Linked DNA regions of Homo sapiens: region 2 is linked to region 1. The links are chromatin contacts, found by Hi-C in ENCODE. All regions are on one chromosome and are shown on one strand. The core of a region is the stretch at or near the end of the contact, and the rest is flanking DNA. Distances in the headings are between cores, read along the strand shown.

What was found. A loop is a pair of places that touch in the nucleus more often than their neighbours do. Pooled maps may share reads with other maps.
Region 2: a map of ascending aorta shows a loop between it and region 1 (2.5-fold over the local background). The contact joins the promoter of SNX7 here to the promoter of DPYD in region 1. A Hi-C loop is called at or near these places in 1 of 168 maps with a recorded cell type or tissue (ascending aorta), 1 of 37 single-sample maps with no recorded cell type and 5 of 50 pooled maps.

Annotation. Positions count from the first base shown.
Region 1 is chr1:97,919,772-97,922,288 of GRCh38, reverse strand. It overlaps DPYD (dihydropyrimidine dehydrogenase), which reads left to right and starts at 1,255. Exons shown (of 23, transcript NM_000110.4): 1 at 1,255-1,405. The coding sequence starts at 1,367. RefSeq lists a silencer at 1,050-1,449.
Region 2 is chr1:98,660,463-98,662,979 of GRCh38, reverse strand. It overlaps SNX7 (sorting nexin 7), which reads right to left and starts at 1,259. Exons shown (of 9, transcript NM_015976.5): 1 at 1,069-1,259. The coding sequence starts at 1,248. It overlaps SNX7-DT (SNX7 divergent transcript), which reads left to right and starts at 2,208. Exons shown (of 1, transcript NR_189290.1): 1 at 2,208-2,517. RefSeq lists silencers at 878-947, 1,178-1,297, 1,318-1,457.

The DNA.
Region 1 (2,517 bases), core at 6-2,505:
TCTAGTGTCTGTTAATATTTGATTCAAGAAAAATGTATCTGTCTTTTAGTAATTTCCAGGTTCTGGAAGGTAATCTGATGGTTTGTTCAGAGAAGCCTTCTCAACCACGCAAGGTACCCATACCCTAGTTATTCTGTCCTATTTTTCTTTTATCTTACAAGCAGGCATCACATTTTCTTACTTGCTTATTTTGAGTATAATCTCCATGACAGTGATGTGTATTCTTGAAGACTATATCCGGAGAACCTAGCACAGTGTCTGTGTCTGGCATATTGAAAATGCTCAATAAACATATTCGTTGAATAAAACGATGAATGGACTAATGAAAAAATAATAAGGGAGAAATACTTGACTCCAAGGTGTCACTACCTAGCCAAGTGCATGAAGGAGTGCCGCAAATGTCCTAACGGAAGTAGAAAGTGTTATGGTAGAAGAGAGGTGGGATGCATCTAACAGGGGTGGGGGGGGGGCGGGGAGAAAAGGAGAGAGGTCTGGAGTACACATATCCTCAAAAAACGAGGTGAATGTTTTCTGGATTGGGACCAACTCTACAGGAAATCTCTCCCTTCTCCTCAGCAAGCTCTAGAGCAAAAACGAAGAGCAACTTTTCAAAAGAGTTTCACGTTTTAGAATAAAAAATATTTAAAAAAATAACCATTAAAATGAGACTTTCCTGCAAAAAGACAACCTTGATTATGTACCACCTGCAGCACTTCCTGTATGCTGCTGCGGGCTGTGGATGTTTTTGCTCGCCTCCCTCCCCTCCCCGCTGGGGCTGTGAACTCTCAGAAGACCGGTGCTTTGGTATCCTCCACTGCAGCTCAAACCCCGCCCACCTACTTGGTGGATGGATGGAGGAACATCTACTATTTCATCCTTGAGGAGTTCCTGAAAATGCAGTTGCCCCTCAAACAATGTATCTACATCTCGCGGGGTTTCTGTGGAAGAAAAGAAAAAGTGCAAGTTGTTGCTTGGAGCGCGGACTGCTTTTACCTTTGCCTGGGGATCCCTCCTATCTGGCCCCGCCTGCCTAGCTCTGTTTTTAGCAGTTTAGAGATTAAAGGCCAGTCCCCAGAGCGGGTGCTCTACTCCCTCCCTCCCTTCTGCTTGCAGGCTGGGGCGCGGAGCGGGCTGAACTGGGAAGGCCGGGCTGCGGCTGCCGTGCCTGGCGCGGGAGCCGCAGGACCGAGAGCGCAGCCCCGCCCCGGGGGCGTTGCCGCCCCGCGCCCGCTCCGCCCCCGCGCCGCCGGCCCTAGTCTGCCTGTTTTCGACTCGCGCTCCGGCTGCTGTCACTTGGCTCTCTGGCTGGAGCTTGAGGACGCAAGGAGGGTTTGTCACTGGCAGACTCGAGACTGTAGGCACTGCCATGGCCCCTGTGCTCAGTAAGGACTCGGCGGACATCGAGGTACGGACTTCGCGCCGGCTCGTCGGTGGTGGCGGGGTGGTGGGGAGTGCTCTGCGGGTAGGTGCCGGGGAGGCCCCCGCGGCCCCCGCACCCCGGAGAGTGAGAGACGCGGGAAAGTTTCCCCCGTGGGAGCTCTGCGGGGGAGCGGAGGAGCGCGGAGCCACAGGCCCGCGTGGGCAGGCGGGGAGCTCAGGGGAGGACTTTCCGCTACTGGAGGGGTTGCCCTTTGCGTCGGGACCTGTTTACTTCGGAAGAGATTTCAGGAAGCCTGTCTTGTCCTCCTCTGAATGTCAGTGACTGAAGAAGCACTGGAGTTCCAGAGAGGTGGACTCTAGGGGGTAGGAGTGCCCATTTCCCACACGTTCTACCCCTTCACCTCCTGTATGTCGTTTCTGGACACCTCCACTGCCCCCATTTCCAATAGCTGAATCCTGCTATTTGCAAAGGTGAAGCATAGAAATAAAACATCTGTGTGTCAGCTGTAGCAGTCGCCTCTAGTCATAGTATTGTTTATGAAATAATTTAACATGGAGAGAATGGAACGAAGTATTCAGAACATGAAAAATGCAGTGCCCTCAGAAAAACTAACTGTATTTTTCTCTCCTCTCAACGGTTTTTGATTCCCTCTTGCACTCCGTTTCTGTTAAAAAAAATCTTTTTTTATGTAAATAAGGTCCTACCTGAAACGACATGGCATTTCCTTTCTCTCTAGTATCTTAATATATGCGATGAAAAGGATTTAATTATCAACAGTGATTTTACACATACTAAACCTAGGTCAGCACTTTTGAGCTAAGACAAACTGATTTTTAGTTTTCTGTTTTGTTTGGGGCTTTTCTTTATTTGAGTCTTCTACTCTGGTAGAAAATTATGTGTGTGTGTGTTTTCTTTAGAAATAACAAAATTTTCCTTTCGTCAGTCCTTTTGGCGGCTTAAGTAAAAGTTTTGCAAACCACCTGTTTGCAAAATAGCTGCTTTTGCCACATTTTGCCTCCGTAATTGAAGAAACTTTATATTCTGGGAGGAAGTAGTCCTGTTTTCTCCAGGCTCCATAACTTGGTTTGAAAAATCATTTTAGTAACAAGAGCCAAAGTGTATTATGTGGACATCTC
Region 2 (2,517 bases), core at 10-2,509, 740 kb before region 1:
TTAAATATTCGGAATACAAACCTGGGCCTATCATTCCATTTAAACCGAAGTAGAAATAAGTTTTATATACTCCTCTTTGGAGTCAGAGTATGCATGGTCACTTCCTAACTTTGGTTTGCTCTCCCAGAGTAAATGCGGTGGTTAAGTAGGTCGTTTGCTTTACCTAATATCTCCAGGTAACGTTAAAATGAACAGGCTTCTTAGTAATGAATACAGCGTTGTGATCTGAACTCAGGTCTTCTCTCAGCAGCAACTTGAGAAACTGGAGTGACATTCAACCTCCCTGCAAGAAAGGTATTTTTCTTTTCTAAAACCCTTTAAGAAATTACAAACACCAGTCTACACGTACCAAAAGTCTACCACTAGCCCCCACAAGTCAATTTCCCTCCAACAGTAAAATAAGCAAATAAGAGCCTTTGGTCCTAAATTTCCCGGGGGCAAGGAAAAACGAAAGCACTGGCTGTGGGTTGGGTGGCAGTAGCTGACCATCTGAAAAATCCTTAGCTCCTCAGCGGAGGAGCTTCCTGTTAGAAACAACCGTTTTCTCCTGTTCAGGGAGATTTCCTAGAACCTATTCCCACAAGACCCGAGACTCACCCAAGTCTCAAATCCACAAGCAACAACACTAAATTAAGAATAATTTCTCTAAACTTGGCTGCTCTCCCAGAGTTCAGGGCTGGCCTCGCCCGAAAAGCAGCTGGCGGGAGCGGTTTTGAGCCACCAGCCTCCCAGGTTCGGGAGCTGCCGCGAGGAAGATGTCTGTGTCAGAGAAGCAGAAAGGGAAAACAAATCACAACTTTGCAGACTCCACTAAGCCACAGCCCCGCCGAACGGAAGGTCAAAGTGCGGAGGAGGGAGCGGCTGCGGTTTGAGGCCCCGAGGCGACGCGGCCCCGGGTGCGGCCAGAGCTGGCAGGCGGGGTCCAGCAGCCCGGGGGACCTCACTCGTCCCCAGCTCAGAGCCACCGCCCCGGGAGGGCAAGCGCGCCAGAGGCAGCCGTCGGCGCAATGCTGGCAACGCCCGGAGTTGCCTTGGAAGTTTCCCGGGACTCGCCGCCGCCGCCCTCACCTTGCTGAACACCTCCAGGTCGTCCTCGTCCTCGTCCAGATCCAGCACCTCCGCCTGCAGCAGGGCGGAAGAGCCACTGCTGCCCGGAAAGGGGGCGCCGCCCCCCGGGCTCTCCCCGTTGGCGCCCCCGGCCGGGAGGCCCGAGGAGGGCGCCTGCGATGCCCGGCGCTCGCCCTCCATCCCGAGAGTGCGCGCCCAGCCGGCCGCCACCGCCGCCGCCAGCCCGGCTCCCCCGAGCGTGCCCATTGGCTCCCACGTCTCCTGCACCTCCCCGGCCGGCCCCGCTCCAGCCCCTCGCCCGCTGCGCAGACGCGGAACTGCCGGGACCAGCGCTGGCCCGGGCCGGGCGCATCCCCACCTGGCCTGGGGCGGGCTGGAGGGGCGGAACTGGGACTCTCGGACTCCGGCTACGTTGGAGAAAGGGTTGGCTGTACCCTGGAGAAGAGGAGAGACTCAAAGGTAGGAGGTGGGCGTCCTCGCATTGACCCAGTCGGGGGCCACCGAGTGACGGTTTCCGCAGTGGCGGGGTCTGGGAAGAAGCCACGAAGCGAACCGTCCACTTCGCGGGATCCACAGCGAGGCTGGAAGGCACCCGACCCAGCCTTGCCAAGAGAAAAAAAAAAAACAGCAATAACAATACTGTATTTCCTGTATTCAGTGGTTGCCTTTCTTCTTGGTTGTGATTTTCGAGCTAATGTAAAAATAAAGACATGAAAACTTCCCGTTTTGTTAATTGATTTTTGACCCAGTGACTGGCCTGTGCGGTCATTTCACTGTCGAGCCAGGAAAGCTGAGCTTTACAAACTATTTTCAGCCACTTTCAAATGCATCTTTACTCCTGGACGTCTTCCTGAAGTTAATGAGCAGAATGTTACCAAGACCCAAGGACAACTAGCAAGTCTGGAAAATTGCCACCGAGAAATAATCTTCAGTCCTTGCATTGCCAAGGCAAAGCTTTAATTATTTAACTGCTTATTATTCAAAAACAAAACTAAGTTCCAAAACTAATGGAAAATTTTGCCCACGTTGATATATTCTTTAATTTATCTTCAGGTTTTATTTACTTCCGTCAGCCCCACCTCTTTTCTGTAGGCCCATTTAAAAATTTTTAAATACATTAAGCTCTATGTAAGAATTCCTTATTTGGGGAAATAGAGAATATCTTTATTTCTGATTAGAGGCAAGGCCTTAATAATATATTATCTCCTAATCATTCAAATGTATTCCCATTGATTTCAGACGTGCACCCACCCTTCAGTCAGGTTGGTCACTGCCCCATGAGTATCCACATTTGTTTCTGTGCTTGATGATTTCTGTACTTTAAATGCCATCTCCTGCCCATCCTTCAGAAATTAAATATAGTCCCATCTCTTTCAGAAAGACTTTCTAAATGACAGTCTGTTCTCAATTTAGCATTTAATTTTATTCCATCTTGCAGATTGTATTTGT